3 separate regions of the Mus musculus genome follow, and all the other regions are linked to region 2. The links are chromatin loops, found by intact Hi-C in ENCODE. Cell type or tissue: left cerebral cortex. All regions are shown on one strand.

Evidence for each region. Hi-C counts contacts between places; a loop is a spot of excess contacts. Peaks named below come from ENCODE experiments on the same cell type or tissue, not always from the same donor. Only the 100,000 strongest peaks of a DNase experiment are listed, where the experiment ranks them.
Region 1: a loop joins it to region 2, with 3 times the contacts of the local background. A loop is called at or near these places in 2 of 42 quality-filtered maps.
Region 3: a loop joins it to region 2, with 2.6 times the contacts of the local background. A loop is called at or near these places in 2 of 42 quality-filtered maps.

The regions. Positions count from the first base shown.
Region 1 is chr2:173,268,873-173,276,872 of GRCm38, reverse strand. It overlaps Pmepa1 (prostate transmembrane protein, androgen induced 1), which reads left to right and starts at 340. Exons shown (of 4, transcript NM_022995.3): 1 at 340-785. The coding sequence starts at 689. In left cerebral cortex, a CTCF peak has its summit at 311; DNase peaks (open chromatin) are centred at 1,491, 2,101, 3,353, 4,359 and 3 more places; H3K4me3 peaks cover 2,879 bases; H3K27ac peaks cover 1,761 bases.
Region 2 is chr2:173,542,507-173,550,506 of GRCm38, reverse strand. No RefSeq gene overlaps it. Among named protein-coding and RNA genes, the nearest start is that of 1700021F07Rik, 24 kb to the right of the region's middle. In left cerebral cortex, a CTCF peak has its summit at 3,970 (motif pointing right); a DNase peak (open chromatin) is centred at 3,990.
Region 3 is chr2:173,347,568-173,355,567 of GRCm38, reverse strand. All of the region lies in intron 1 of Gm36911 (a long non-coding RNA gene), which reads right to left. Among named protein-coding and RNA genes, the nearest start is that of Gm36911, 4.8 kb to the right of the region's middle. In left cerebral cortex, no CTCF peak of the experiment used is centred here; DNase peaks (open chromatin) are centred at 1,575, 3,070 and 3,475; H3K27ac peaks cover 690 bases.

The sequences.
Region 1 (8,000 bases), 270 kb after region 2:
CCCCAAAAGCCTGGGTGGAGGGCCCCAGGGGCAGGAGTTGGAGAGGAGAACACCTTAACTTTTCGTCTTGATTCTTGTTCTGTGTTGTGACCGCCGCAGGCACGGGGGCTCCCGCGGACCGGGCCTGCGGAGTCTCGAGGGCGCTGGGTCTACGCAGCGCCGGCGACCGGTCTACATGGACGCTAGGCTCGGGCCCTTTAAGAGCCCGCCCCGCGAGCGACGGGCCCGCCCCCCGGGCCGAGGAGGGTGCGGGGGCCGTCGGCGGGGATTGGCGCAGCGCGCGCCCCCTCCGCGGCCCCCGCGCGGTGGGAACCGGCAGCCCCGTCTAGCGCTGACGTCAGACCGTCTGCCTGCCTCCGACCGCGGGCGCGCGGCGCAACCCGATCTCCTTGGACTTGAATGAGGAGCGGGCGGCGGCGCTCAGCTGCGGATCGGCCGGCGCGCAGGCTGAGCCCGGCGGCCCCGTGCCCCGGCCGCCCGCCCGTGCCCCGCACGCCGCCCGCGGCCACGGCCCGCCGCCCCGGGGCTCCCGCTCGGCGGCCGGGGGACCCAGCTCGCCTCGGGGACCTCGGCGGCGCCCCGAGCCCGCGCCGCGCTGCTCGCTGTATGCGGGGCCCGAGCCCCGCGCGCCGGCCGGAGCCGCCCCCGCGCCCCGCGCCTCGCGCCCCGCGCCGCCCGTGACCGCTTGATGGGGGTCAACGGCACCGCCGCCGCCGCCGCCGGGCAGCCCAATGTCTCCTGCGCGTGCAACTGCCAGCGCTCTTTGTTCCCCAGCATGGAGATCAGTGAGTGTGCCCTGTTCCCCCCGGGACAGCCCCGTGGGATCCCCGGCCCGGGACATCGGGATCGCGTGGGGACTCGGGGGCCGCGCGCCTGCCTCGCCCAGGCTCCCCGGTTGCGCTCGCCGCGCCCGGGGCGCGCCCTCCCGGAGGCTCGCGGCAGCTGGCGGCCGGCCCGGCTTTGTCCCGCGGCGCTGCGAGCCTGGCACGGTCCCCGCCGCGCGCGCCCCGCCCGGCCCGACTCGGACCCGGGGCTCGGCGGGGACGTCGCGCCTCTTGGGAGGGCCAGGGGAGCCGGGTCGGGGAAGTTTCCATTCCGTTTTCCCTAGGGGCCGCGGCGATGGAGCAATTAGGCTCTTTATCAACTTTGGGCGGGGGAGCGGGCGGGGGAGACACTGTCTGGCCCGGGAGGTGTCTGGGGCTCCTGGCGTGTGTCTGGAGTGGCCATGGCGATGCGTCCCGGGTTTCCGTGCGTATGTAGAGTGCGCTAGTCTGTCTGTCTGAGTCTCCGCGCGTCTTTTGGTGTCTGTGGTTCAGAGTCGCGGTCTGTGCCGGCCGAGTGCGTGTCCGAGTGTTCCTGCATCTCAGTGTGACTGATTTGCTGTGTGCTCGTGGCGGGGGTTGGGGATATGATCTGGATCCAGCCAGATTTAAGGACCGTTTGTGTTCAGGTGTCTGAATCCAGGGCTCAGCGCTGGCGCGTCTAGCCCACCGCGGATCCCCAGTGTGTGTCATTGTGAATGTCTGTCCCGGACTCCTATAAATAGCCTCTGTCTGGACTGCTTGGCTCACTCTGGCTGGGACGGTGGTTACAAATGAGTCAAAGTTTTGGGGCTGTTTGTGTTGAGACCTCCTTGGAGGTGGTAGACTCAGGGTGGTGAGTGCCCCGTTTGAACCCCATCCTGCACCTCCAGAAGTTGAGATCAGCGAACATCTACTTCCTTGTGTGGCCCACCCAGGTGGCTGTTGGGTTGGGTGGAGAATTGAAACCTCATTCCCTACCATCTGCCTCTAATCTGCGCTCCTCCCCTAACCCACATTTTTGGGGAGGAGGGGGTACCTTTTGCCTTTCTGTTTAGTTTCTCTATCTTACCCCAAAGCACTTAGGGCAAAAGGGTACACAGCCTCCCCCTAACCCAGACAGCGGTCCTCTGTGGAGCCCAGGGGCAACTGCCACAGACCTGGGCAGTCGCTAGGTGACTCATAAGCTGCTTTCTGCAGGCAGCTGCCACAGTTTGCACCCCCGCCCCAGCACCCCGCATGTACAGTAAAGCATCAAGGGTAAAAAATAGCCCACGACCGGGCCCCACCTGAGCAGAGGAAGTAGGTTTGGGTGGTGGGGCCCTTGTGCCGAATTTGACTCACTGTCTCCCAGTCTGGAATTGAAATTGAAAGCCTTGGCGTCACTGAATCCCACTTCTCCCCAGCTGCCTTGCTGCCTGCCCCAAGACAGGAGATGTCAAGAAAACCTGCCAGGAGCCAGTGCCATCAGTCTGTGATCTTTCCTTGGCACCAAACCCTAAGGCTTCCCAGGAGCCCCTGTGCGACGATCAGAGAGGTTCAGGGAATTTACCATCTAGAGGATGTTAGTTTTCTGCACGTGTCTGGGGAGAGGCTGACCCTGCTCTGTGGATTCCTCTCTTCTCTCTCCTGGAAATGCCCTAGGAAACCTCCCGTGGAGGTTCACTTTGTATGACAAAGACCAGTTGGACATTCTGGTCTTGTCTTTTCTCTGAAAAAACAACAAAAGACTTCAATCTTAATTTTGTCCCTTCGTTGAATCAGCTCTAGTACCAGCAAGATGCTGTCAAGTCTGACAGCCTGAGTTCCATCCCTGGAACTCATTCGGAGAAGTAGAGAACAGACTGGTAATTGGCCCTAATGATATCTTGGTTGAAACCAAGATGGCTTGAAGCTCTTGGTGGTAACCGGTATTTGCCCCCATCAACATTGGAATAAGAGGCTCGCCCAGGCTTGGTGCCTGGAAATACCCTGTCACCACCCGTTAGTCCAGGATTGTCCCCACTTTGTGTATGCACAGTCTACTTACTAAAAGAGAGAGTGAAACAGGGAGGGGCTCACTTTAATAATGTAACAGTGTATTGCTAGTGTTCCCTGAAAGTCTGAGTGAAGGAAGCCTTAGGTTGGTGTTTCCTGGAATTTCTTTGTTTCAAAATGTAGGAAGGGGGGTGGGAAGAAAGACCTCAGGCTGTTTTACCTATAGGGAACTCCTGTTAGTACCCGCAGGGGCACTCTCCCTGGGGCTTCTCAGGACACTCTTCTAGAAGGGACTTTAAAGCCTTCCTCTGCCTAAGTGCGCCGACTTTCTGATTCCATCCCTGTACTCCGGCCTTGGCTGCAGTGCTGGTGGCTTCCCTCTGGCCCACTGCTCCATCCCGCCCCATCCCGCCGTGTACTCCTCAGATGTCCTGTGTTCGTGTCAGAGCCAGGAGGAGCTGAGTGAGCTTGGAGCTCTTGTGCTTCAGGTAGACATGAAGGAAAAGGAGGTCGGAAGCTTGGCCAAGTTGTCTCTCTTGGACCGCACGTGCTGTTCCCTGAATTTGGAAACTTGGGTGGCAGATCTTAGCACCTAAAAGAGTTCTTTGGGGATGAACCTGAGTGCGCAGCCTGTGTCTCGCATGGCTGTTTGGAGGAACCACCGCTTGCCTCATAAACACATTTCTTGGAACTTTACACCTCTTTCCCAATCTGTTCCATCTCAGAGTCGAACCCCTGGCTCTCCATTCCCGCTTTAACCTGTGGCTGAGAGTACCTTCCAGACCGACTGAGGCGAGTTGGTTTTCACTTTACCAGGGCCCTAGGGGGTGGCCCTTGGTGGTAGGAGATGCACAAGCAGCTCCGTTGGTTAATACCACTGTCTGCCAGGGTCCTTGAGCCACCTAATTTCTTCCCCAGCCCTCTAACTCAAACTATTGCAGGGCTCAGTGGGTGAAGTGCTTCCAGAGGTTGGTGACAGACGTGCAGTTGTAATCCTCATGCTGAGGAGGTGGAGACTGAGGGTTTGCTGGCGAGCCATTCTAGCCTGATAGTCCAGGCCACAGAGATAAGCTATCTCAAAAAAAAAAAAAAGAAAAGAAAAGAAAAAAAAATAGGGGTCTGCGAAACGGCTCAGCAGGTAAAGGCAATTGCTGCCAAGACTGATGATCCGAGTTCAAGCCTCGGGACCCACATGATGGAAGGAGAACCAACTCCCCAAAGTTACATGTATGCTCACACGCTCACCCACATGTGCTCACCCCCACCCCCACCCCCTACCCACACACTGTTCTGAACCCTTTGCCACTCGGAGGACATCCAGTTTTACCTCCCTTGGTTTGTTTGACGCACACAGTTTGTGTTTGATACTGCTTGAATTCAGGGCGACTTAGCCTCTAGACCCGGCCAGGGAGCTCTCTTGTTGGGAGGGGAAAGCTGGCCCATGCAGGTGGCCTCTACCCACCAGACGCTAGTACCTTTCTCCTAGTTGTGACATGCAGACTGTCTCAGGCCTTCTGCAAGTGCCCTCCTGGGAACCACTGCTTGCTTCAGCCGAGCCAGCAGCCTGGGTGCTAGAGGGACTGACCGGTCAGAACCAGCTGCTTTTCCTTGAAGTTGGCACCCACCACTCATCCGCTCAGCCTTTAATGAGCGCCCGCTGTGTACCACAGGGGAAGGAAAGAGGTGTCTTCAGGAGATGGTGTCAGCCTGGGTGTGTTTGGTGAAGGTTCTGGCTGCAGGGCAGACGGGTGTTTCTAGGTCCAGGGTGAATGGCGCATATTGGACAGCAGTCACTTTCTTCCTTCTGCGCTGGGACTTTTAACCCACAGGTTTTCTGCTGTCTGGGTTTTAGGTCATTAGGCAGCAAGGGAGTTGTGTGGTCTTGGGCCAGACAGGCCAGTTTAGTGTTTGTCAAGGTACAAAATAACTGTTTGCACACTTGGGGATGACCTCACACTCGTGGGAGCGCTTGAGCTCACAAGCATAGCGACCGTTCCTTGCTACCCTCCCTCTGAAGGAGAGAGTGAGGAGGGTCCCATCAGCCTGGAAGGTGGATTTTTTTTTCCTTCTGTTCTTATAAAGAGGAAAGCAAGGTGGTGTCAACCGGGGGTGACAAGCCTCGAAAGCAGGGGCTTCAGGGGAGGGAGGGGATGAAGCTGGCAAACCCAGAGCCCTGGCTTAGGTGGGTGGGCAGGCCACCAGTTGTTTAAAAGTAAGGAAATGTCCAGCTGCTGATGGAAATAATCAAAGCAGAACGCTGTGTGGTGTGGCTTTCTCTTCTGCAGTGTCACCACCCACAGGCAGGCCTGGGAGTCTTACAGCGGAGCTTGAGAGGCCGAGACCCTTACTTTCTGAAGTCACACAGGCGCTACCTCACACAGGTGCAGCTAAGTGTCTGCTTTCTGTGTGTCCTAGGGAACCCCGAAGAAGGTACCTTGCTTCCCCCCGCCCGGGAAACAGCTGTCAGAGACCAGTGTATCACGGTTGACAGCCACCACAGTCACCACGGTCACCCTGTGTTGTACTCAGGTAGGGAGCTGGGAAGCATGTCCCTCAGGCCACCATGGATTGGAAGTATAGCTCAGTGGTTAAGTACTGGGCTGCTATGTGAAGCTGTGGGTTTCATCTCTAGCAGTACAAAATAAGTGCGTAATTAATTAATAGGTAGGCTTCCCACTTCCACTCAGCCCATCGGCAGCGCATGTGCGTGTCCACGTGGACCTGACCTTTCAATTACAGAGTGCCTGGGTGGTGAAGTGGCGGGAAGCCCCTAGATTGATTAATGAGTTGATTTTTCTGGGCTGAAGGTGGAACCCACAGCCTTGTGAGCCAGGCAAGGTCCCCACCACCAAACCACAGGCTCCGTTGCTCCTGGGTTCAAAACGCTGGCATCTTTTATTTTACTTTTTTTTTCTTTCACCAAGAACACCTACAAAACTCACCCACAAACACAATCCACCATTGAGTGACCCATCCTGCACAGTGACCAAAATTCAGAGGGACGTATGAGCCCAAAGTTGTTGCTGCTGCCTTACCTCCTGTCATGTGACCTGTCTGAAGGTGGTGGTGTCAAAACACCCAGTCATTGTCTCTTCTCAGCATAGGGGATGGGAGTGGGCTTAAATGTAACTATTTTGCCATGTCCTCTGCCGGTCACAGCCTGGCTGCCTTAAAAAGCTTTTGCCAAAGGCAGGTTTCCCCATACGCAGACCAGCTGGGAATGCTGGAGCCCACAGGCTCACCTGGGGTGCTGACCTTGAATTCGGGTAATCGAATATTGGTGTCATAATCCTCTTCTGCCAGGCCCACCGCAGACAAGCTGGCAGAAACCCCAGCATGCCTGCCCTGGCACAGGAGGCCCAGACAGTGTCTTAGGGCTTGCCAGCAGGGTCTTTTAATCCCAGAAGCTTTGGGGTACAGATGCCGGGGCAGAGGCAGTGAGGAGGTACTAACTTGAGCCATGAAGTCAACACCGCCTGTGACGTCCAGATACCCCACTGGGTCCAGTTCACAAGACCGGCACCCTAGGGGCAGATAAGAGACCAACGGTTTGGGAAATCACGGTTCCTGCTTAGCTTCCAGTACAAAGGCCACTGGAGCTCTGGATGCGAGGGATAGGGCCCCTGTTCTGGTTCTGCCCGGCCTCGTTCCCAAAGTGGGCTGTGACCCTTCTCAGAGTCACGTGTTCCCATCCAGTGACACTACAAAGCCAAACCCTGACACCGTGGGTGGGGGTGGGGTGGTCTCACCAGGGCCTTGTCAGTCACTGGCAGAAGCCACTGTCATCAGGCTCGGGGAAGAGCCCAGGGTGGCTTGCTCATAGCATGGCTTTGGCACTGTGGAACCTGCAAAAGTTTGAGGTGTCAGCTTTCTGGGAGCTGCAGAATGGCTTTCCTCCTCTGTTGCCAGGGTGACTGGGAGATGTTGACTTATTTCCCTCTTACTGGTTGGATCTGGAAGAGGTTTTTGTGTGCCTGGTACATTTTTTTCTCTCGGTCTTAAAACCAGCCCAGTGAGAGAAGCAAGGGTTACTACCAATCCGCAAATACAAGAATGGGATCTGAGAGGGGAAGACACTTGTCTGAGGTCACACAGCCGGCAACTGATGCCCGCTCGTGCTTAGGTGCGTTCTGCCTCCATAGGGGCACCATACCCAGTGTTCTTTGCAAGATTTACCACGGCAGGGGTTGTTAGCACTAAGGTCGCAAGCTCCTGTTGTGTGACTTGTTGGTAAGTGTGCTTAGCCCATCAGCCGCTAACAGTAAGCTCCCAGAGACAGCCCATTCCACTTAGCCAGGGCCGGACATTCCCTGGAAATGTGTTTGTCCCTTAGGTTCTGTGGGGACACCAGCACACCATGTGCAACAGCTGGGTTTGACATGGGACACTGACTGACGTCCCCAGAGGGACCAAATCCAGATATTATTGGGGACATCACAGAACGCCTTCTAGCATTTGTCTCACGCTATCGCCTTGTGTCATTCAGGTGATTGACAACTGGGAACACTCTAAGAGCTGCTGAACATTCCAATGGGAGAGTCCCAACTGGGCTTCTGGTCCTCTGTCCTTGAACCTTCACACCTGTCCTGCCGGTCACTAGGTGTTTTGTGCAGTCGTCACTTGGCGACTGTTTTTTTTTTTTTTTTTTCTTTAGTCACCAGTGTCAGAGATGCTGAGTTTGGAGTCTGTGTCTGTTTGTGGTAATGTCCCCCGAGCCTGGTGGGCACCTCCTAGACCTTGGTTAGACAGGGAGGCAGGCAGGGTAGGAGTGAGGCACAGTGGCAGATGCTGGGGTCTTCACCACTGCTCTCAGCCAGTCGTCTGTCACCAAATCCCACTGATGAGGGATGAGAGAGGCTGTGTTGACCCCCAAAGTTTCTAGGAGCTGAGGTGTTCATTCCTGCCTGTTTGAATATTCCAGGCAGATCAGGATGCGGTCTGGGTATAGGCTTTGAAGACCTTCAATTTTGAGGCCAGCTGAAATCCTTCCTGCATCTCTGCTTCTTACCCCTCCGTAAGAAGGAGGGAGACGTGACACCCATCTTGTGGGGTTGTGAAGGCAGCTGATCGAGCTTTCCTGGTACAAGTTATTTCTAATGCTCAGAAGTTCCAACTCTTTGGGGGCAGGAAGCTGTGCCCCGTCCTCCTACCCACCGCCTCAGAGATTTCAAAGCTGAGTCAAGGTGTAGGAGCTGAAATCTGCACTGTGCCCATTCTTTCTTA
Region 2 (8,000 bases):
GATCTCTGCAGACCCCTACAGCACAGTCTTCTCCACATAGGCCAGCTGCTGATCTTGCCTCCCTCCCTTGGGAGGGGTTGGATGCTCCCCTGATCTCTGCACTATGGGGCTTTTACACATCTGGCTACCTGCCAGGGCAGAGAACCCTCCCACTCCTTAGTGCTCCCAGAGACCTGTGCTCCTCTCCAGCTCACTCTAATAAGTAGAGTGCTCCTTGGAGCCACTGTGAGAACGTTGGAAGGGTAGAGGTTATGGTGGGCCCAGTAGGACAGCGTTCTTTCTGAGTGCCAGTTTCCCTACCAAGGGGGACGACTAGTGGATCCTGAAAACTTTCCGCCAGGCTTTGACCTTTGGGGTCTATTTGTGATCGTTTTGGACCTAGAAAGGCATGTTGGCTCTAAGGAACCAACAGGTCACTAGATATGTTTGGGCCAGCTCTGATCTCATTAGCATCCTGCCTGGTTTGCTGAATGATGACACTCGAAGGTCATGGTCTTGGGTCAAGCAGAGCCAGATAAACAAGGCAGGAGGAAGTCTGTCTCAGAGATTACTTGGCTGTCCGTCTGGGCAGGTGTGAAACCCATGGAACTGACTCTGAGCACAGGCTGGCCTCTTGGTGTGGCTGCAACAGTACCCGTGGGTGGCAGGTCTGTCTCTTTCAGGGAGCTCTAGGCTGCATGTGACGTCTCTCACCTAGCTGGGCCTGACCCATGCAGGTCGTCCAGGAAAATCTCCACATGGTCAGCTGATGCCGGGCTCAAAATTACTGTTTGGTTGACTAACAGGGACCGTGGTCTTGCCGATTTGACAGTGAAAGAACCCTTCACTATCTTCCTTTGGAAATGTACTCTAAGATCCAATGAGCTGCTGAGAAAGAATACAGATACAAGATACATATATCTACAGAGACACCGGTCCATAAGGGTCCAGTGTATAGGCCCATGCATAATTAATAGGAGAGCTAGATGTATTTCTGTGTGTAATTCACACGTCTGTAACCGCCCCCCCCCTCCAATCTCAGAGCCAGATGGGCTGTTGACTCTTTCCTTTGGAAACCGGCTCCGCACAAATGATTTAGGCATAATTTATATGCTTCCCCAGTGACAAGTCTTGGCCCATATAATTAGCTGTAATGATAAATACAAATAAAATATGGGATAATATGTGGCCAATTACCCGTGCCAAAGCTATAATTCCATCTGTGGGGATGATAAACCGCCGAGAGCGGCAGTCCTGTGGGGTTGGCTCCCAAGACCAGAAATCGCCTGACAGTTGACCATATGATGTGAGGTGCAGTTGTGTGGTGGCATCTGAGGCACAGGGAGCTGGGCAGATCAAGCTCCTGAAGAGAAGGGCTTGAGCTGAGTCTGCCTGGACTGGTGAGCCTCAGGGACAGGCCCACTAAGCTTCACACAGTGTCGCCCTGACCTTCCAGTGAGCATGCAGAGACACAGGCCAGGCAGCAGAGCAGTGGGAGCCTGAGGCCTGGTCTTGAGCAGCCTAGCTCCAGGCCCCAATCAGTGGGGATGACTTTGGGGAGGCAGGACTCTGAGGACCTTGTGGGACATGACTGGTGTTCCCAGGATAAATGCAGAAACAGGCTTAGAATCACTGGTAGCTGCCGAACAGGCTTGGTAAAGATGAGGGGCAGGTGTGAAACTGGGTTGCACTTAGCTCTCCGGGACTCTCAACACTTGGTTAAGTGGATCTCCTTTGGCCATCCTAGAGAGCAGCTACTGTGTCACAGGGCCTGTGGAAGGCAGGAAAATGGCTCCAAAGATCTCAGGTCCCGATCCCATTACTTGGGAAAAGTTGGATACAGGTGACTCAAGGACCCAGAGATAGGGTGAGTGTCCTCGGGGGACCCTAATACCATTGCAAGGATCCATGGAAGAGGAAGGTGAGGAAGATCTTAGACAGACAGGAGGACAGAGTGACAACCCCAGGAGACAGGTATGATGAAGCCAGGTGTGTAGCAAGCCACACCCAGCACTACCAGAAGTTGGTGTGGCAGGCTCTACCCCAGAGCTGTAAGTGGGGGGGGGGGGGCAATGCCTGCTGACGCCTGCTGTGTAGTTTGAGCAGGTTTGGTCCCCATAGATTCATGTATTTCAGTGCTTGGCATCATTAGGAGGTGTGGCCTTATTGGAGTAGGGGTAGCCTTGTTGGAGGAAGTGCATCACTGTGTAGGTGAGCTTTGAGGTCTCCTGTGCTCAAGCTCTGCCAAATGTGGAAGAAGGCTTCCTCCTGGCTGCTTGAGGAAGACAGTCCTCTTCTGCTGCCTTCAGGTCAGGATGTAGAAGCCTCAGCTCCTCCAGCGTGATGTCTGCCTGCACAGTGCCATGCTTCCCGCCATGATGATAATAGACTGAACCTCTGAACCTGCAAACCAGCCGCAATGAGATGTTTGCCTTTATAAGAGTTACCTGGGTAAAACCCTAACTAAGACACCTGCTTCAGGCTTGTGCCCCCAGGCCATGAGAGTCAAGTGTTGCTGCCTTAAGCCTCAATTTGTAATGCTTGTCACATAACTGTGGGGCACCCACCCCTTCCAGGCATGTGGCAACCAGGCATGTGGCAGTTGCTTGGAGCCACCTCAGGGGCCTCCACGTACCTTACTGACTTTGGAAGTCACTGTATTGGGTCTCTATGATGTTGTAACTATGTCATCGGCTCAGAGACTTAGATAGGATATATGACCTCATAGCTTTAGAGGAGGGCACCTGGCAGCTCCACCAGAATCGGTCGTGGCAACCCTGTGCTCTTTTCTAGAGGCTCCGGAGGACATCCTCTGTTGTACAAGACTCCTCTGACCCAAACAACGGCCATCTTGGAGAGTTTGCTTGCCAAAGGTCACCTCAGCTGGGCCTGTTGGATGACTACGCCATCCTCCCATAGCGGGACAGGGAGACCAGAGTCTGCAGCCACTTGCTCCACACCACCTACAGTATCCAACTTTGTCCTAACCGCATGAGGCATTGGGGAGGGCACAGAACGTACAGGCCAAGTAGAATAGGAGAGCGACTCCATGTGTGTAGTTATGGGACAGTTGTCATCCCTGCTGGGTGGAGATTTTCTAGTGCAGCCTTTTACTGGGGGGATCTTCCACACTTTTGTAGGTAACTCTTCATTCTATGCTCTGAGAAAGTCCAATAAACTTATCAGCCCCCCCCCCCCAGAGTGAATTTTAGTGGAATGGTGTCTCCATTTATCACTGGGGCCTTAGGAAGGAGGAATTGCTTATGTGTCCCCTTGGGAAGGAACTTAGCAACGGCCCATTCCCTGGTTGTTCCATTTTCTAGAGGCTGCTGAGGGTGGGGAAGAGGGCTTTGTCTCCTGGCCAGGAGCATGAGGAATTTAGATGCCTGAGCCTATGGGAGTCCACAGGGTAATGGGGAGAGGAGGGGAGAGATGGGCCAGGGCAGAGCCAAAGCTATTACAAAGAAGAAGACATCATGCCTTGGGCTCAAAATATAAGGACATGCTGAACTAAAATAAACTAATAACCAACAACCCAAACCACACCTGTAATCAAGATAAATGACATTTTAATGCAATTTTAAAAAAATCAAAATTAATGCCAAAAAATCTATGCAAACAAAATACCAGGGCTTTAAATAAAGACAGATGAATTACAGTGTTATGCTCAACAATATTGGAGCTAGAGGCAACAGAATAAAATCAGTGAGAGGATCCCTTATTTACTGAAGACTTCAATATTTTATACAACATGAGACGTTTGTATTGACTTTAGGTTTTAAAAGAAGTTATTTGTAGAGTGCTGATTTTTAGTGCATCTGCTTTAATTTTCTACCCATTTTTATCCCATGTTTGGAGGTAGATGGCAAACCAGGTGACAGTTTTCCCAGAAGGGTGGCGCAAGCATTCCAGGGTCAGTGCTCTTCCTGTGAGTGAGGGCTCAGCACCTGCTGAGCAAACAGGCTGAGGCTCTCCGCAGCGGGCCTCTGGCTCGTGCATTGTTGCAAGGGTCCAGCAGGGGGCAGCATGGCACCTCAAGTCCCGCCTGGGCCAGGGGCATTTCGTTTCTACAAAGGTGCCCAGACAAGAGAGGGAGGCAGAAGGCTGCTGGAAACCCCTGCTCTGGGGTGGTGGTGGGGTGGGGTGAGGCGCTGAGGGGGTGGGGGACTCCAAGTTATGGCCATGGTGAACTGCGTGGTTTTATTGCATTTGAATTGAAAACAAACAATGAATACTGTGCAAGATTGAATGTGAATGTCACACCCGTCTCACCACAGTCATTCTGGCCTGGACAGACTCTTCCTTGTGAATGCAGGTTGGGGTGGGCTGGTCTCTGCCACACCCTGCAAGGTGTGCCCTGCTTCTCTGCTCCACCTTGTCTGTCAGTAGGGATGAGCTGCCCCGGAAGGCCGAGAGCATGAGTACCATATTTTGGCCAAGCCTTGACACAGCGTTCCCGCCACATAGCAAGCGGGTGGCAGGTGGCGGGTGACATCACCCCTGGATGCCCCCTGCCCCTTCTGGGGTCATGATGGAGCACAGTGCTGTGGTCTTGGCCAGCCTCAGACTCCTGGGTCTTCCTCGATAACACATTTCCCCACTGAGTGACATCTTTGCCTCCCACGGGACATGCAGGGAAGGCACCCAGCTGTCACAGTGTTTGTGGGGTGCCAACTATGGGCCAGGAGCTGTGGAAAGGTTTTGGGGGTTCACCTCTCCAGGGTCCTGTCTAACTGCAAGCCAGTGGGGACGCAGGGCTGCTGGACGCAGGGCTGCTGGGCTGGGAGCCCAGAGTGAGCGATAGGGGAGCAGGGACAGGGGTGCGAGTGATAAACAAGACTGAATTCCTCTCAGGTGATCATTTAAAGTAGACTGGATATAGCGTGGGTGATGAGTGTTTGGGGAGTCAGGGCATCTTGTCCTGAAAGAGCGGCTCCCACTTCGGCATCCCGATGCCGGGGAAGGACTTGATTTTCATTCTTTATTTTGTGCCGTTGACATTTTATTCATTTTCTGTTTTCAAAAGCCAAGAGCACATCCTTCGATAATTTGAAAGGAAAATCACAAAAAGGTAAGATGTTCAGGCAGAAACCCATTTAGACATAAATGAACCCCAAATCAGTGATTCTCAGCAGGAGGCTACAAGAAGGTTCTGTGAAGACCTGCAGTTGACTGAGCTTGGCATCTGGGGTCTGCCCCATCCATACTGAAGGAACTGGGTGAGCCCAAAGCATTTGTTGCAGGGACTGACCACAAGCCGGGAGTCCTGCTTACTTTACTAGATCCTTGCAGTCAGAGAGAGAGACAGGGAGAGAGAGAGAGAGAGAGAGAGGGAGAGAGAGAGAGAGAGAGACAGACAGACAGACAGACAGACAGACACAGAGAGAGACTCATTGTTATTTGCATTTTCTCAGAAAAATTGAGACCCTGAGATAAACCATCCAAGGTCATAGAGCACAAAAGACTCTAGATTCAGAATTCATCCAGAGCCAACTCTTGACACCCTTCAGGATTCTGTCCCTTACGGTTCCTTGTTACTCTCACCGGTTTCTAGCTGAGGACAGTCATTACTGACAAACCAGGACCTTTGAGCACAGTGTCCTTCAAGGCATGAGGGATGAGAGCCAGGCTGCTAGATTTGTCTCTCTTTCCTCTGCCATCTCTGATGGGGAAACTGGGGCTCAGAGAGGCCAAGCCACCATCTCTCTCCTACAGTTAGTGTGGTTGGCTCCTGCCATGTTCCACATGGGTAGGTGGGCCTGACCCAGGCTTTGAGGTACTGGAGTGCTGTGGGAGCCATGGGGAGCTGTGGGCACCTTGGTGACCATACTACCCCAGCTCTTCTCTTCCTGAGGGGTCCTCTACCCTCCAACCTCCCCAGTTCCCCTCTGCTCCTCATTGTCTCCATCCCCTGAGATCCCCCATACACTCTCAGCTCAACAGTGACCTCAGCAGGGGTCCCGAGAGGCTCTTTTCCAGAGCACAGCCCCTTCTCTTGCAGCTTCGGGTCCATGGCTGCTGGAGTCTTGTCTTCACAAGGCCAGCAGCTTTGTGGCTAGCTTTCATCTTGCTCTGGGACAGTGGCAAGAGTACTAGGAGGAGTGATTGGATGGGTGGGCACAGGCCTGGCTTCCCTTACACAGGCGTCCTTCCTGGGGGTGGGATGACCTGAGCTCTCAGTTGTGGACTGAGGATCTGTCAGTCGGCTGAAGGACTGGAACTCATGGACAGGGCCCCGCCTCTTGTAGCACAGGGAGATACGTTGGGGGTCTTTGAGCTGACTGTCCCATCTGTGTCCAGGGCCTTTCCCTTCCTGGCAGACTGGAGGTCTAGTCCTCCTCCTTCCTTGCAGGTGGAGATGGCCCTAGCCCCATCACAGTAGAGGCCAGCGCTTAGCAGGCCAAGGTGGTGAGCTTGTGAGTGTGGTTCTGAGATCTCCCTTGCAGGCTGAGGGTGCGTGGGGGAACTTGGGAGAGGCCGAGTTTTCTGTGCTTTCTTCAAGAGCCTCCCTCTGCAGGACATGGGGACAGCATGTGGTTGTTGAGTTTTGGCTTCAGGTTCAGGGCAGACATGGGCCTCACAGCTTTGAAGCAAGTCTGTGTATGTGAGCCAGGCCCTGCGTGCGTGATGGGACTGCCTCTTATTGGTGAACAGAAGAATAGGGAATGCTGGCAGCCAGGCAGGTAACAAGCCCGGCAGGTGGGCTTCCTCTCTGGTACCTTTCTCCCTTTGTGCAGTTCTACAAGGCAGACTGAGGGAGGAGGGACACAATGTGGAGGACATGGAGAGGGGGAACGGGGACAGTGACAGTGACGGCTGGCTTTTCTGTGGGTGTCTGGCTGGTGACCTTTCGGAGAAGTAGATTCAGAAGTGACTGCTATTTGTCGAGGTGCAGTTCAGAGACATCAGATGGAGTTGCTACCTCTGTGAAAAATGTCAGGCCCCTGCTGTCCCTGACTGTGGAAAGTGGATGCAGCAGGATCCAAGCTGAGATCTGACACCCCCTGAGGAAGTGTGTCCTCAGAAAACGCTCGCATGTCTACTCACTTGTGGAGATGATAACCAGTGGCCTGTGTGAGTGTGTGTATGTGTGTGTGTGTGTATGTGTGTGTGTATGTGTGTGTGAGTGTGTGAGTATGTATGTGTGTGAGTGTGTATGAGTGTGTGGGCATGTGTGTGAGTGTGTATGTGTGTGTGAGTGAGTGTGTGCATGTGTGCCTGTGGTATCCAGTGACCTATTAGTGTATGAATGTGTGCCTGTATGTATGTGTGTGTGTATGTACCAGTGTGCCTGTGCATACGCATGTGTGAATGAGTACATATGTGTGCACCTGTGTGTGTGCACACTGTCTTTCTTTCTCGCTAGACTCCTTCATCAGGGTTTTGTGGAATGGTCAGAGTAGAAAACAAAGTTTCAACTATTTTCTTCCAAGAAGTATTTTTGGGAAAACTATGACTGAGACAGTAAGAGAACTGGCACCAGGTTGGGGTAGGGTCCGAGGATTTGGTGGCTCTGATGCCTGGCCTTGCTTCCTCTCCAGAGCAGCAGAACCCTTTGCTCCTTGGCAAAGCCCTGAGGGGCTGAGCCCTGGTTGCCAAGGCCCTGCTGCTTCAAAGGCACTCTTTGGCTTCTGCCCCCAAGGCCATCTGTATAGATCGAACCCCGCAGAAATTTGTCACACATGGGTTTGCCACAGGCTCAGCCTGCTGGAGCTTCACTGTGGTCTCCTGTGCCTCGATGTGCCCTGATGTCCTGATGCTTAAACTCAGACTCCAGAGTCCCTCCCTGCCATTTGAAATGTGGAATAAACCCAGAATTTCTTGAGCAATAGCTGGTACACAGCAGGTGTGCATGGTTTACAGCAAGTGTGCATGGTGCACAGCAAGTGTTCATGGTACACAGCAAGTATGCATGGTGCACAGCAAGTGTGCATGGTGCACAGCAAGTGTGCATGGTGCACAGCAAGTGTGCATGGTATACTGCAAGTGTGCATGGTACACAGCAAGTGTGCATGGTTTAC
Region 3 (8,000 bases), 190 kb after region 2:
GTGAAGAAATGTCTTTGTGAATCTTTGTTGTTGTTAACAACAACAACAACAACAACCAACAACTTTGTAGAAAAGCACTCCCATACCAGATTCTCTGTGTTCAGTAAACACAAGCAAATCCCATTGTTAGGGGCACACACACACACACACACACACACACATACACATACACACACACACACACACACATACACACACACACACACACACACCACATACACAAACACACACTGGGCATACATGATATACAGAAAGACAGCATGGAACAGACTAGACACATGCAACAGATAGACAACATAGAGGCCAGGAACCACAGTCTACAGACAGACAGAAGACACAGGAGAGAAGTGGAGACCTCGGATTTGTGCTCACTCTTGCTTTCACTATTTCACAAGCAGGTCTCCGACCTTGTTCCTTACTACAGCATCGCTATCGGTGCACAGCACCCTGGGGCCTTCACTTGCTGGTGGACCTGGGCAAGGGTTTGCCCAGTTCACTCTGCCTCAGTTCTCTTTCCCTTTAAGCGACTGACCCAGCTCTGCGGGGAGAAGACCTTTAAGAGGGAGATGTGACAGCCTGGTGCCTCCTTGGAGCCTGGGCTGTCCTCCATGAGCTCTTTCTCTCCTATCACGATGATATTTGAAGATGGTGGTGGTTTGGCTCTAAGGACAGTCCCTTACAGCACTGGGTTACCAGTGATGACTTTAAATCAAACAAGAACTCCATTTTGTTTCCTGCCTGAGACACTGTCTTCTCTACCTTCCTCAGAAGCCAAATAGCCAGTGTGTGTGTGTGTGTGTGTGTGTGTGTGTGTGTGTGTGTGTGTGTGTATGTGTGTGTGTGCATCCCAAAAGGACTTATATGCAGAGGCACTCCCTCTCATGACCCTCACGTGAGTTTACATACGCATACGCACAACACATTCTCAGAGGTAGGTGTGTCTCTGCCATGCAGAAACTCAGGCCAAACTTGAGTCTGGAATATCAGACTTAAGGAGCCTTTGCTGCAAGTATCTTTCTGGGACAAATGGCCTCTGGGGAGCCAGGAGGGACACAGTGATACCCATTCCTTTGACTAATAAGCTGTGAGCTTTTAGACCCCACTCTGATCTGCCAGGGGACAAAGGATCAGTGGGAAACTTTAGGGGCCCTTGCTCTCCATGGTGACCAGTGGCCTAAAATGGGGCTGTGCTGAACACCCTTCAGGATCTAAGATGGAACTGATCCAAGGCCCAGATGTCACTAGGATGCCAAGGCCCAGATTCACTACCTGCTTGTTCCAAAAGAGCTGGAGAGAGAGACACACAGAACCAGGTTTTGCTTGTTGCTAACGACAGAGTCGAAGGCCGAGAAGCCCGGAGAGTGAACGCACAGTGTAAGATGTCAGTGGAGATGGTGACTCAAACACATCCTCTGGCCACTGTCCTGGTCAGCTGAGTCCTCTCCGCATGAAGCCAGTGTGGCAGCTTTTCCATTAAAATCTCCATTTGCATGGTTTCATGGCTCGGTCATAAAGTGAGACTCTACAGATAAACAGGAGCCCTGTGGGAAGCTGGCTCTCAGCTTTCCATCCGTAATTGTTTTCTATGTGACTCACTGGCTTGCTCTGTGTTCTGACGGGTGCTGGGCAGTGCTACAGTCGGGGTATCACACAGACACTGGGGAGGGGTGGTCATAACCTTCCTTGCCCCTGACTGACTGATGTTGCCCTGCACTTTAGATCTCTTTGTATGGTGTTCTCAGTTCCCATGCCTCTGACCTCACACTTCACACTGCTGTCCACGATGTGCACAGTTGGGGCCAGTACCACAAGCCACAGGCTACGACCATGGACCATAAATGCCCTGAGACTCACTGGAAGGACAGCCAAGGTGGGTTCACCCAGTCCTCACGGGGTTCTCTTGTGGTCCAGAAATAATACCCTGACACTCTGTTATTTCACTACAGTGTTGAGCAAGACCCGTTGGAGACAATCCCAGGAGACTCCAGTGGGGACCGTGAGCCCACCCCAAAATTCCCCAACACCTCAGACTCTGATCTCCACTAGGTACACAGGCCATCTGCTCTCTAACCTCCTAGTGAGCAGGAAACGTGAAGCTTAGAGTAATGTCCCATTTATGCATCTGTGCACACTCTGACACAGGTACATGCCCACATGTGCACACACACACATAAAGATACAGACACACTTGCATGTGTGTATATATGTGTGTACACATATACAAAGATGCACAAACAAGCATACACACGGACACATTTATATGTGCACATACATGCTTACATGGGCACACACACAAATACACATGTGCACACATGTGCTTACTCCACAAATACACACCCAGGAACTGTTGGAAAACATGTTAACAAAAAAAATAAACAAACAAGTTGGGAAGTGGAGAGCAGCCTCTCCTTTGTGTGTTCTTAGAGTTTCTTTCATATCCCAAAGGGAGAATGGGGAAAGGACTCTCTACCCTGCACAGAACTGGTCACATCTTCAGAGCTAGATCTAGGGCTTCAAGGCAGCCTGGCAAGCTATGAGCAAAGCAAGACATTTGTGAACAATTCATGGCTGCAGGAAGGGCCCAGAGCCACGGGTTTCTGCTTTCTGCCAGGCCAAGGGCAAGCACACGCACTCAGAGACTCAAGGCAGGACAGACTCACATTCTGTTTGACCTTGGGGTCAGCAACTCTCTAAAGAAACAGATCACATAGATGCACTCACACAGACATCACACACACACACACACACACACACACACACACACACACACACACACACACACTACCCTCTGAGCAAGACGGAACCCTCTCCCCTGAAGGATGAAGGACGAGCCGAAGCCACGGGGACCCAGAGTCTGCACATTCTGCCCGCACTCCATTTCCTGGCAGTGTTCAATATGAACTTGGCAAAAAATCAGAAGGCAGGGGCTCAGGAATGAAGGGATGGAACGAATTACCCTGAAGATCAGACGCTCGGGCTCAAGCCCAGGTCCTCGCAGAGTCTTGCGTGAAATCTTACAAGCAACATAAACAGAGTCGGGGCCAACATCACCACCAGAAATATTCAATAATAAAAGCCAGCTGTGGCCCCAGCCCTTCCCAGGCAGAGCTTATGGTTCCTGCCACTGGGAACGCTGACAGAGGCAGAAACTGCCAAATGAGAGCCAGTTTCCTTTCCTCCCAAAGAGGGAAGTGTTTGTGAGCTGCAGTCTAAACATTCACTCAAAACTCCAACCGTCCATAAAAATAATTTAAGATGCAACTTCTCGGAACCTCAACTGATGAGATGGCCAGACCCTGGCTGATCCTGTTAGGGACAGGCGCTTTGACTCTGGATCTCTAGTTCTGAAAGGCGCTGGGTCCCTCTCTGTAACTTCATCCCAGGTTCTGGAATCCAGCATGCTGGGAGAGGGGGTGGAGTGCTGCATATGGTAAAAACCCACAAGGCTGGGCCAGATATGGAGACAGAGCCCTGCAGCTACAGCCCTGTCCGCTGACCATGGGATCCCAAAGGAGCTCTGGTGATAAAATCCAAGCTTGGCAGGAGGCACAGCAGGGTGGGGAGGACGCCAGAGGACTTGAGTTCTGTAAGGTTCTGTGCTCTCACTTGCCTCTCAGAGAACACAATGGTCACACCTACAGAGTTCAAGTCCAGGGCGTGGGCTGTGTGGGTGGAGGAAACAGACACAGGGTCAGCTCAGACAGGGTGTAAGTCAGCAAAGAAAGAGGAGGGAGGCCCCAGGTGGATGAGTGCCAAGTTCAGAAGATAGTTTGATTGGCATCTCTACCCAAAAGACCAAAACAGTAAAGTCAGGTCTGGGAGCTGGCTCAGTGGGCAAAGTTTTTGGCACACAAGGCTGAGGTCCTGAGTTCGGTGTATGTGCAACCCCAGTTCTGGGGTGGGAGGTCGGGCATCCCTGGGGCTCGCTGGCCAGCTGGCCTTAGCTAGGCAATGAGCTCTGGGTTCAGGGAGAAACGCTGTCTCATAAAAAAAGTGAGGAGTCACAGAAGACACCTAATGTTGACCTTTGGTGTCGACATACATGAATGCATATCACAGATACACACATACACACCACATCACACACACACACACTCCACATCACATCACATATACACACACATACCACATGACATATATACACACAGCACATCACATACACACACACACACACACACACACACAATCATATACACATACATACATACCCACACCACATCACATCACACACACACCATATCTCACACACATACACACACACACACACTACATCACATGCACACACATCATACACACACACATATATACCACATGACATACACACAAAACACATCACATACACATACACACACGTGCACCTGAATACACACATGCACACACACAAAATTAAACAAAATCCAATTTAAACACACACATACACAGCAGAAGAATCTTGAAGAATCATGAAAGAAGAAAGCCCACGGCATTGTTGACTTAGGAATTTCACAGAGGATGGAACATGGAAAGTGGATTGCTGAGGGATGTGTAGAAGCTTCCCTAGGACCAGTGAGCCACAGACACAGCATCTCAAAGACAAGGGAGAGAGCCCAGCCTGTTGTTGAAAGCTTGCAGTGCACGGATTGGACATCACCCCCTGCAGCTCTATCTGTCCCACCCAGCATGCACTGTTGTGGTTTCTGTAGCTTTGTCCCCTCTTTCCCTTCCCCTTCCCCTTCCCCTCCCCCTCCCCCTCCCCCTCCCCCTCCCCCTCCCCCTCCCCCTCCCCCTCCCCTTCCTCTTCTTCTTCCTCTTCCTTGGCATCAGCTCAGTGGCTGGCATATATGTGTCTTTCATATTGAAGCAGGCTTGGGATCAGCCAGACTCACTCTGGAGTCAGAGATCTAAGCACTTTCAGACCAAAGTGGTGACCTCTACACATGGGGAAGGCTACAGAGAAGGTGCGGGAATGGGGTGCAGGGGTTCTAGCCTCAGAACACACAGCAGCATTCTCCTGGCAGGCTTATGGTCCATCAGGGATGGAAGATTCCTTCTCCAATGGGGCCGGGAAGGAGATTTGGTAAGGCTCTCTAGAACACAGCATCAGGACAGTGCCCAGCTGCCTTCCTGCTTGACCACTGGCAACCATTTTCCTCCATGTCAGTGGGGTATGTGTGGCGAAGCAGTCTCACTTTAAGCTGAGAGCAACTGCACCATGTCAGGCTAGAAAAATACCACGAATGAGCTTATGCCCATTATAATGGCCTTATGGTGACTCCACTCAGGAAGATCTTCCGGCCCTGGTGGACCAAAAGCCCTGTGAGACACATACTATGCCTCACCTGCTTCCTTGCTCCCAGCCTTCCTGGAATGCCTTCAGTCAGAGATAGTTAGCCAGGTGCCCTGTTAAACTGATCAGAGACCCATTGAGGAGTCAACCTGAGGCACTTGCCCAGGTCTCAGAGTCACTTCCCCTTCCGCCTGCTTGATGTCTATCTCTACCGAGTAAATCTCACCAAAGAGTTCAGAGAATCTGGAAAGAGAGTCAGATCTGCCGCTCCAAGCAGGAAACTCAATGGCAAAGGAGCTGCAGTTGGGGGCAGTGGGGGGAGGAGGTTACTTCAAAGGAGCCTTGAGGAGAAGTGCCACCCTTCTGTCTACATCTGTATTTATTCCTCCTTCTCCCTAGCCTTCCATGATGGAAGTGGAGCCACGCCTCGCCAGACTTCTATGCTGCCGTCATCAAAGGCACCGGAAGATATGGCCCTCGGTTATGACAAAGACAACCTCCACACCTGCCACTCAGAGCCAGGTGCTGCCCAGCAAGCAGACTGGCATCTGTTTCCCATCCATTTGTGTCTGCACAGAGGAGTTCTGTAAGGGCCTCTGCGGTGAGGCCTCTCTGAGGGTGTGGTCTGAACGCTTCTCCCTTTGACGAGATGATGACAGCCACATAACTGACTGCAATGACCTCAGCTGTCACAGGGCCGTCACAGCACCCACACTGGATATGGGGTTGGCCCCAGGCCTTCTCTCCTGCCTGTCTCACCTCAGAGTGCTTAATCCTCCTCTCCATACTTAGAAATGGTCAGTGAGGGAGGGATGGCCTCTCCACTCCACACACGTGCTCTCAAAGTCCTGGAGGGATTCCTCCCCCTCGACGCCTTCAGTTAAATCTCCACAGTACAGTTTTAAAGCAAAGTTAAAAGGCAGGGCAGATGGCCCAGTCGGTAAAGCATTTACTGCCCAAGCTTGATGGCCTCAGTTTGGATCTTCACAATCCATACAAAAAGCCAGTCTGGGGCTGGTGAGATGGCTCAGTGGGTAAGAGCACCCGACTGCTCTTCCGAAGGTCCAGAGTTCAAATCCCAGCAACCACATGGTGGCTCACAACCATCTGTAACAAGATCTGATGTCCTCTTCTGGAGTGTCTGAAGACAGCTGCAGTGTACTTACATATAATAAATAAATAAATCTTTAAAAAAAAAAAAAAAAAAAAAAAAGATCTAGAGTTTTTTAAAAAAAAAAAAGCCAGTCTGTGGCACAGGCCTGCGATGCCAGCCCTGGCAGGAAGTGACAAGAGTATCCTTGGATCTTATTGGACACCCAGCCTAGCCAACTGCTGAGCTCCGGGTTCATTGAGAGCTCCTGCCTCAATAAATAAGGTAGAGAGGGAAAGAAGAAGACAGTGAATGCCAGCCTCTAGCTTGCACACGTGCACACACATGTATATACACACACACACAGTTAAGTCCACTCTTCCCTTACAGCAGACCACTGCCCTGGGACAGCACTCTGGGACCCCATCCTGCAGATATTCAGGCAAAAGCCTGCAAGTAATGTGGCTTGCCTTTTTGCCTCTTTCCTTCTTCCTTCCTTTCTTCCTTTCTTTCTTTCTTTCTTTCTTTCTTCCTTCCTTCCTTCCTTCTTTTCTTTCTTCCTTTCCTTCCTTTCTTCCTTCCTTCCTTTCTTTCTTTCTTTCTTCCTTCCTTCTTTTCTTTCTTCCCTTCCTTCCTTTCTTCCTTCCTTCCTTTCTTTCTTTCTTCCTTCTTCCTTCCTTCCTCCCTCTTTCTTTCTTTCTTTCTTTCTTTCTTTCTTTCTTTCTCTCTCTCTTCCTTCCTTCCTTTCCTCCCTCCCTCCCTTCTCTCTCTTCCTCTTCCTCTCTCTCTCTCTCTTTCTTCCTTCCTTCCTTTCTTTCTTTCTTTCTTTCTTTCTTTCTTTCTTTCTTTCTCTCAGCCTTTGAGGGTCATTCTGTTGTTTAAAAAATAGAAGGGAGCTTTCTCCCCTTTCCCTCTTGCATCAGCTGGGCCATGACTCTGAGGCTGTCTCCTCTCCACAGCCTTTTCTTTGGCTGCTCCCTGAAGCTCCCACAGACCCTACCACCCTGGAGATCACTGCTCAGCTTTAGAGACGCCTTGTGTTGGGATGTAATGGACTCTGGCCTCTATCTAGTTCTGTTGGGGTTCACAGAAGTTTGATGTATACCTATTGTCTGCCAGAGAATCAAAGCTGCCAACACTTCCCCAGCACCAGGCACAACTGCATATGTTTCTCCTCACAACAACCTTGGTGGGTGCCCACAAGCTGTCACCCACCTGAATGCAAAGGGATACCAAGGTACAAAGAGGGGCAGAGGCATCCACGGTCACTAGGGTCCTTGTGGAAGAGATGAGATTCAATTGCATTTCTCTGCCTAAGCCAGGATCCTACTCTCCCTGACAGACTGGGATGGACCCAAGCAGAAGCCATAATCTCAAAGTGACCTAGAGCAGCAAGTGACACCCCTTCCCAGGGCATGAATAATGACTCACCCTCCCCCACCAAACTCCAGGAACCCTGTCCAAAGCAGACCTGTATGGTCTTCACATCAGGGCTCCGCCCAAGCGACCTGCTGAGGGCCACCATTCAGAGCCCACCCAGTCTGCAGGCAGATTTCATTCTTCCATAAAAGGAGGTCCGTTTGCCAAGGGAACCTTCCAATCAGAAGTAGTAAGCGATTTGCTGTAACTCAAACTCGGATGTGG